Regions from separate parts of the Homo sapiens genome. Here region 2 is linked to region 1. A link is a contact called in ENCODE Hi-C data. All regions are on one chromosome and are shown on one strand. Each heading gives the region's core, a stretch centred on a gene start or an enhancer-like site at or near the end of the contact. The rest is flanking DNA. Distances are from core to core; before and after follow the strand shown. Region 1 holds the start of RAB22A (RAB22A, member RAS oncogene family). Region 2 has its middle 15 kb from the start of ZNF831.

Region 1 (4,019 bases), core at 1,054-3,553:
CCCATTTTACTGATGAGGTCGCTGAGGCATAGAGTGGTACAGCGACTTGCCTGGGATCACACTGACAGTAAACAGTGATACGGGATTTCACTCTTGGCCATCTGATTCCACAGACACCGGGCTCTTAACTATCAGCTTGCTTTACCCCTTCAAAAGTGTTATGCTACTTTAACAAAACTGCCCCTTGTTGGTTTGTTTTGTTTTGTTTTGTTTTTTTGAGACGGAGTCACTCTGTCGCCCAGGCTGGAGTGCAGTGGCGTTCACTGCAACCTCTGCCTCCCAGGTTCAAGCAATTCTCCTGCCTCAGCCTCCCGGGCAGCTAAGATTAGAGACGCGCGCCACCAAGCCCGGCTAATTTTTGTATTTTTAGTAGAGACAGGGTTTCACCATGTTGGCCAGGCTGGACTCAAGTGATCTGCCCGTCTCTGCCTCCCAAAGTGCGGGGATTACAGGCCTGAGCCACCGCACCCAGCCGAAACTGCGCCTTCTGAGTTAATGTGTGTAAAGAGTTTAAGACTGGGCCGGGCGTGGTGGCTCACGCCAGTAATCCCAACACTTTGGGAGGCCGAGGTGGGCGGATCACGAGGTCAGGAGATCGAGACCATCCTGGCTAACAGAGTGAAACCCCTTCTCTACTAAAAATACAAAAAATTAGCCGGGAGTGGTGGCGGGCGCCTATAGTCCCAGCTACTTGGGAGGCTGAGGCAGGAAAATGGCGTGAACCCAGGAGGTGGAGCTTGCAGTGAGCCGAGATCGTGCCACTGTACTCCAGCCTGGGCTACAGAGCAAGACTACGTCTCAAAAAAAAAAAAAAAAAAAAAAGAGTTTAACGCTGTCTGGTCCATGGTAAGTTTTCAGTAAACACCAACTCTTACTATTAGGAAACCTGAAGATGTGGAATGAAAGATGAGAGGAAGTACTGTATATGACTGGCGTACAGTACGCCCCCAATTAATGTTAGCTATTTGGATGATTTATATAGGGCTTCTTCACCAGCAAGCACTCCGGTGCTCGGTAATTTTCTGTTTACAAGTAGGCTCTCCCCACACCCTGTGAGCTCCCTGCGTGTAGAGCTGTTTTCAACACATCCTTGCAGGTTCGGAGCCCAACACGTGGCCCCCAGAGCAAATAGCTGCTCAGTAAGTTTCTTGACAGGAGAGAAAACGCTTCCTTCCTTCACCAGAAATGCGAACTTGGATTTCTAAGATGACACCTCCCCCAGCTACCAGCCCTTAACATGATTCCAAAAAAGAGGGCAAGAAGGGACAAGGGTCCCACCCAAGAAATGCGGGGGCCAATGGGCTCCATGGGATAAGAGATGGAGCCGGGCTTGTGGCCAGGACACTTGAGAAGTCCGTGCAACTCCGTGACCGGCCACACCGAGAGGGGGACCTCCCAAACCCCCCAGCAGTCCTAAAAAGTCCCTAGGAAAAGGGCAAGGCCCTGAGAGGGAAGTCACCCACCTCCCAGGTGGCGGACCCCCCGCCCGCCCAGGGTCGACTAGGACTTGGGACTACCCCCTCCGCCCATCCCACGGCAGCTGCAGGCGCAGGAAGAAAAGAAGTGACAGGGAGTCCAAAGTTTCCCCAACAACAAAAATCCTTCCCCCGAGGGAAGGGAAGGGCTCCCACCCTCAGCCCGCCCCGCCCAGGGAGGAGGGACCGCCACCAGTGGATCTAGGCAGTTGGGGGTCCCGCTGTTCTGGTCCCGACAAGGAGTGCCTGGCTTGAGGTTCCCCCGCCCCGCGCTTCGTGCACTCTGAATTCTTTGAGAGGGTCCCAGGGAGGGACAGGGGTGCCCCAACTCTTACTTACAGTCGTCTAAGTCATCCTGCAAGTCCACAAAGTACAGGGGGATCTCTGAAAACCAAGAAACACACAAGAAGTTACCAGGGGGCTGCGGCGAGAGGGGACGGGGTCGGGCAGGGGCCCCTCGGCCTCGCGGGGTGGTCACGGGGCGAGAGAGAGAGGGGCACCCCTGGCATCCCCCGAGCCCAGCCCCACTCACCCGCCATCTTGGGATGGGCATGGAGGCGGGACCGGCAGGGGCGGGGCCCTGCAGACAGGGGCGGGGCCCTGCAGACAGGGGCGGGGCCCTGCAGACAGGGGCGGGGCCCTGCAGACAGGGGCGGGGCCCTGCAGACAGGGGCGGGGCCCTGCAGACAGGGGCGGGGCCCTGCAGACAGGGGCGGGGCCCTGCAGACAGGGGCGGGGCCGTCGGCTTCGGGCCCCGCCCCCGATCCGCGCCGGCCGGCCGGCCCCGCCCTCTCAGCGAAGGTGGCTGCCGAGGTGGGCGGGGAGGTCAGGTGACGCGGCCGGCGTCCCAAGATGGCGGCGGCGGCGGCTCCCGGAAGGCCGCGGCGGCGTCCCGGCTGCTAAGGCGGGCCCCACGCGGCTGGCAGCGGACAGGCCGGACCTACGGCCGGAGGACGGGCGGCAGCCGCCTCTGCGCGGACCGGGGCTGGGCCGTGCGGCGGCAGCGGCGCCAGGGGATGCTCTTGCTGGGCCTGGCCTCTCCCTTCTCAACTTAGGGCGGCGGCGGGCCCGCGCCCCTGGCTCCCGGGCCATGGCGCTGAGGGAGCTCAAAGTGTGTCTGCTCGGGGTGAGTGGCGGCGGGTCCGGCCGGGAGGGCCACGGGAGGCTGGGCTGGCGGGGACCCCGGATCCCCCCTGTCCCCTCATCCCTTCCCCCCTCCCACGTCCAAGACGCTGTCTGCCAGCCCCGTGGACCCTCCCTCCAGCTCGGGAGCCGTCCCGCCCACCTCTTGCACTCTCGAAAAGGTCCTGGAGGCCGAAGGGACCCTTCCCCTTCCCCTCCCTGGAGCCCGTGGACTCTTCCCGCCCCACAAAGAGCAAACAGCCCCCCCTTGCCTCTCTATTGCATCTGGGTTAAGAGAGGTTCTTAAATAGTTTTCTCCCAACTTACCAAGGTATTAGTTGGGAGTTGGCCAAGTCTTCCAAAGTAAAACCAATAACAGGTCTTTAGGTTTTACAAGCAGCATTAGCCTACTTTGTCTCTTGGGTGTTTTTGAACTTGTGGGATACCCCTGCCACTTGTCCAAAGAGTTACTTTGCCAAGTAACTCTTCCTGTGGAGAAAAGGGGTGTTCAAATCAGGAAGCCCCAAAGACTAGTTTGAAGCTTCAGCTTCCTGTCTTGTCAGGAAAGACAAGGTGTTGGCCATTTCAAAGCCTTCTTTCTGAAATTGATGCTGTCATTCCAGAGTTTCTGCCTTAAAGATCGGCAGGAACTCCAATAACTAATCTTTATTCCCCCAAATAGGGTGGGGCTAGGATTCATCAGGGATTACTCAGAGGTAACTCAGGAGTTCAAAGTTTACTAACATATGTTAAAAAGCAAGTGGACTTGTTACTTTTTACACGAAGCAGAAACTTTGGGTCTCTCAAAAGGTCCTAATCTGTCTTAACGGCAAAAACCTCTCCCTTTTAGTACAGTTGGAATTTCCTAATTACTCTACTGAATTTTTATGACAACCGCTTTTGTGTTCCTCCGTTTATAAAATTTACACGTCTAGGGTGATTTTTCTAAAATCCTGAACTTATGCCACAAAGTAGTTTTTGGTGTCTGCCAAAAGGTAAACTTTTTCTCAGTCCCTCATCTCGTTCTCTTTCAGGATACAGGTGTAGGTAAATCGAGTATTGTGTGGCGGTTTGTGGAAGACAGTTTTGATCCAAACATCAACCCAACAATAGGGTAAGAGACTTTTATTTGATACACATCTAAAGGTGCATTGAAAATCCTTCCAAATACATAGTGTGTTACAGGTGTAGGCCCTGCGCTTTGTAGTCATTGAATTCTGAGTCGCTGGTTCGCATCATCTCTGGAAGGACTTGAAAGAGTCCAGTGAGGATCTGTGTATTTTAGGAAAATTATCTTCGGACTTGTTGGGGGTGAGAACTTCAAAATGCAAATATGAATTGGAGTTCTACTAATTATTAGAACAGACACAGAAGCTTCGGTCTATAAATATCAACAGCAATTACACCTTGAAATAAGGCAGA
Region 2 (4,366 bases), core at 1,771-4,270, 840 kb after region 1:
ATGCTCCTGCCTCATCGGAGCCACCGGTTTTCGGGAGAGAGCGGCAGCCCCCACCTGCCTGTGGACTGAGCACTTAAAGGTGAGAGAGGACTTTGTGATTTCTTTGTGCACCTGGAGTTCTGGGATGCAAGGCCAGATGAAGGGATCTTAATCATTGAGCCTGGTCTGTTGCCTCCCGAGTGATTCTATCAGGCAAGCATGATGGATGATTCCTTCCAAGCACACGCAGTTATCTCTGACACGAGCCCCACTCAGGTCCCCTTGAGATCTCTTGAACCAAGGGGCTTCTAGCCCCTCCTCCTCACCTTTCAGCACAGCCTTGTAAACCTCAGATGTGGATGAAGGTGCCGTCCTGCCTTTGACTTGACCTGTTGATTTCCAACCGGGGCTGCTGGCCCTTCCTCTCTAGAGTGAGTAGTGACTCACACTTTTGGGGCCCTATGAAATGGTCCTCCATCCAAGGGGCTTTGGGAAGCCTGTTTCCCTGGTGGCCCCAAGCCCAGTAACCAAAAGCAATCAGACCCAGCTGTCCAGCTAATTTTTTTAAAATAGGCTTCCTTCCTAGTAGAAATCAACAAAGTCTAAAATAGAAGGGACTCTAATAGGAAATGAAGCTGCAGAGTTCTGTGTGGAATGCAACAGGCAGGGACCTCGGCATGGAAAATACTAAGTGCAGATTACATGGCTGACAACCATGGGAGCAGGAGAAGGAGTAATCTCCTTGCTTATCGAGCATGTCTCTGGGTCGGAGGGGAGCTGAGTGGGGACATCGCTTCTGGAAGGTTTAGACCTTTCACCAAGAAGGAGAGGAAAAAGGAAGAACAACAAAGATGGAGAAAAGGGGGAAAAGAGGCCGTAATGTAATGTACATGTAGAAGAGAAGCAGACAAAAAGCTCCAAATTCTGTGCAGTCAGGGGATGAATCAGTTAGTAAAGATCTATTTTTAGTTTCCAAGATCTGCTGTTACATTTTGCCTGGCATTAATTAATGTCACAGGCATGTTCCATGCACAGGCTCTGAAGGGCCCTCGCGTGTCACTCTAGCTGGAGGTACCAGCCCTTCTTAATGGGAGCTCTCCAGTCCTTTGGGGTCTGGTCTCTGACACAAACATGTGTCCAGAATGTTCTGCTCTCTGACCTTGTCCCCTCTGGGTGTATCCGTTAATCTCCTCACTCTGGCCCTTGGATGTCTGGCCAGTGGCCAAGGGAGAATTGCAATTGTTATACTTTGTTTTTTAAAAGGAAAGGCTGTACAAGCTGAAATTGGGAAAAGGCAAAGATGTTGGATCATGGCTTAGAATTTAAAGAAAAGGCTTTGAGGGCAGCTCTCCTACCACAAGGAAGAATGAGGCCCCCCTCATCTCCAAACAAGGCTGATTTTGACTAATCAGATATCATAACTGGAGAACATCTTCCAATATAGTTTAGGCAAAGTGTAATATGTTAGCAAGAACTAATGATATGACTGGGGTTGATCAGATGTTGGCTGAAGTTGTGTGTGAGACTAATTATCTCCAAAAAACCTGTTCATATTTCAGAGGCGAGGCTGTAAATCTGAAGAGCAGCTGAAATGCAGGCATGATTGTACGCATGAAGCCTTGCTTTCTGAGGTGGTAAAAGGGGGGATTACAGGCCAGAATGAAAAACCCAAGGCCACGTGGCAGCACACTGTTGGGACAGCTGTTTTTGTACATTTGCACCAATTATTAGATCAATAAGAAAGTATGACTACATCATGGACCCTAATTAGAAGAGACGTCCCTTATACTCTCTGAAATGCTTGAGAATGTTCTCCTACTAACCTAGAGCCTGATGGGGCCATTGACGCTAATTGTTAAGTGCCGTTGGTCAAGGCCAATGCATAGTCTTCGTTTAGTTCCTAAGTCATTTGTGGTCGGCCCATCCAAGACAGGGACACGGACAATCTCATCAGAGTAGGCTGGGAGGGTTTCCATGATGGAATGGGGCTGGCCTCTCTGTTGAGGGGGGATATCCAAGGGGTGCACATGAGCTCTGAGGACCAGTGGCAAAGTCCCTGTTCAGTCCTTGGGAAGCATCACCACTGCTACATTTCTGATGTTCTGAAGATGGGTTAGAACAGAGCGGCCGGGCGCGGTGGCTCACGCCTGTAATCCCAGCACTTTGGGAGGCCGAGACGGGCAGATCACGAGGTCAGGAGATCGAGACCATCCTGGCTAACACGGTGAAACCCCGTCTCTACTAAAAATACAAAAATTAGCCGGGCATGGTGGCGCGCGCCTGTAGTCCCAGCTACACGGGAGGCTGAGGCAGGAGAATGGCGTGAACCCGGGAGGTGGAGCTTGCAGTGAGTCGAGATCGCGCCACTGCACTCCAGCCTGGGCGACAGAGCGAAACTCCGTCTCAAAAAAAAAAAAAAAAAAAAAAAAAAAAAAAAAAAAAAAAAAAAAGAACAGAGCGTGAGAGCAAGCAGGGTGCTGACTCTGGGTCTCATGTCTTGAGGCTCAATTCCATCCTGTCACCCAGCCAGGAGATTCAGAGGTCCTGCAGCCTCCTACCTCAGACCCACATACCTGGTGTGAGTTCTGCCCTCCTGACCACAACACCCCTGCACCTTGGACACAGCTTACCACATCCTTCCCCAGAGCATCTTGTGCCTTGGAGAGCAGGTGCAGTTGCAGCGTTCTGGGCTGCGGGCACTCGAGTTCAGCCCTGGCCAGAGGCTGTGAGGGGCAGAGCCAGGGGATGGTGTCTCCATTGGTAACGAGGGTCTCCATCCCTTCCAGGCTGGCCGTGTCTGTGGCCACAGATGAATAGGATGGGTGCCCATCTTGATGGGTCAGACAAGGTAAGGGCTCTCAGACCCCATCCTCTGTTTGAGATCAGACCAGAGGTGCCATCAGAAAATCAACTGAAGATTAACCAGCTTCCTCTGGTGCTCAAAACCTAGACTCCCTTTGCTGCTTTGCAATTTCTTTCTGTGTGTGGAGGTCTGATAAGCCAGACGAGATGAAGGGATGTTAATCCTTGGGCCCAGTCTCAATGGCAAACTTCCAATTAAAGAAGATGTGACTGTGGCCTGGGGCTGTGCCAAAGAAGGGCTTTGCTTATGTCTCTTTGTCTAATCTCTGTAATGGCCCCATGTGGTTGGCGCCTTCCCCAATACCATTTTATGGAGGAAGAAACGGAGTCTTATACATTTCATTTTACTTTTTGCATTGTATCTTAAAGATATAAAACTTTAACCTTATACTCCATAATATATCTATTGATCTTACTATAAAATAAGATCTCCCTCCTCCAAAAAAAATCGTGAAGGAAAAGGGTTCCCTCCTGAGTGAGCGCCAAAAGCCTGGGCTTGGCCTGTCGGAGAGAGAGGCTGCAGAGCCCCTGTATGGAGAGCAGACACCATCCACAGGGCCCCCAACACATGTTTCATGCCTGAGCCTTGTCCCTGTGATGTTGACACTGTGTGGATGGCGGGGCTGGAACTTGCCCTGAGGGCCCCAGGGAATCCGGCAAGGCCCAGTCTCCACTGCCTTTTTCTGTGGAATGTTCCAGCTGGCCGGTGTGCACAGGGAAATCTGAGCCGAGGCCCTGAGGGGGGCTGTCGTCCCACACAGGGCTAAGGCTCTCCAGGGAGCCTCAATGGCTGGACCCCCATCCAACGCCAGCGCCAGCCCCCTTTGCCCCGCCATGGCCCGCCTTTTCCTCTGTGACCTGCTACGGGCCTCACATCCTGAGAGGAGCCCTAGAAACGGGCTCTGTTGATAAAAACACACATACCCTTTGCCACAGGAAACGTGGCCTCACGTTCACAATGGTAACCACCAGGCTCCTCACAGAAACCAAAGAGGAACAGATTTTAGATTTTTACCTCAATTAGGAAACACATGTTCTCTCTCTCTCCTTCCCTCCCTCTCTCCTCTCAGCAAGTCTCAATTTTCCTCACATGCAACCTCTGCCCTCCCTATCCTAGATTGGGAAGCTGCACATTTAGGAAACAGAGACCGTGTTCCTTTGAGTTTAGGTAAAAACTGTGAGAAAACAGGATATAAGTCGTAATGGAAACCAGTGGACCTCGGGTCACAGGTAGGGTTGTCAGATAAAATACAGGATGCCCAGTTAAAATGGGAATTTCAGGTGAACAATGAATACTTTGTTAGTATAAGCGTGTCCCAAAGCCTGCACAGGATATACTTAAACTAAAATATTTATTATTTCTTCGAAATTCAAATTTAAGTAGGCAATCCTGTATTTTTATAGATCATCTATGAATAGTAACCATAGCATAGGGGACCCACCGTATGAGACTCAGAACCATCATCTGGGAGGAACGTTGAGGCAAACTTCTCCATCCAGATTAATTCCTGACCTTCTGAGAATA

What was found. A loop is a pair of places that touch in the nucleus more often than their neighbours do. Pooled maps may share reads with other maps.
Region 2: a map of CD4-positive, alpha-beta T cell shows a loop between it and region 1 (9-fold over the local background). The contact joins the enhancer-like site here to the promoter of RAB22A in region 1. A Hi-C loop is called at or near these places in 4 of 168 maps with a recorded cell type or tissue (CD4-positive, alpha-beta T cell, CD8-positive, alpha-beta T cell and posterior vena cava) and 7 of 50 pooled maps.

Annotation. Positions count from the first base shown.
Region 1 is chr20:58,307,412-58,311,430 of GRCh38, forward strand. It overlaps RAB22A (RAB22A, member RAS oncogene family), which reads left to right and starts at 2,304. Exons shown (of 7, transcript NM_020673.3): 1 at 2,304-2,601; 2 at 3,632-3,711. The coding sequence starts at 2,566. It also overlaps the pseudogene PPP4R1L. RefSeq lists silencers at 1,773-2,332, 2,373-2,702.
Region 2 is chr20:59,146,296-59,150,661 of GRCh38, forward strand. It overlaps a transcript of ZNF831 not described here. Among named protein-coding and RNA genes, the nearest start is that of ZNF831, 15 kb to the right of the region's middle. RefSeq lists a silencer at 3,617-3,839. Within about 2 kb of position 3,021, at least 13 of the 41 ENCODE cell types and tissues checked have a DNase peak (open chromatin) inside an H3K27ac peak, as active enhancers do; they include CD4-positive, alpha-beta T cell and CD8-positive, alpha-beta T cell, where a contact is called at or near this core.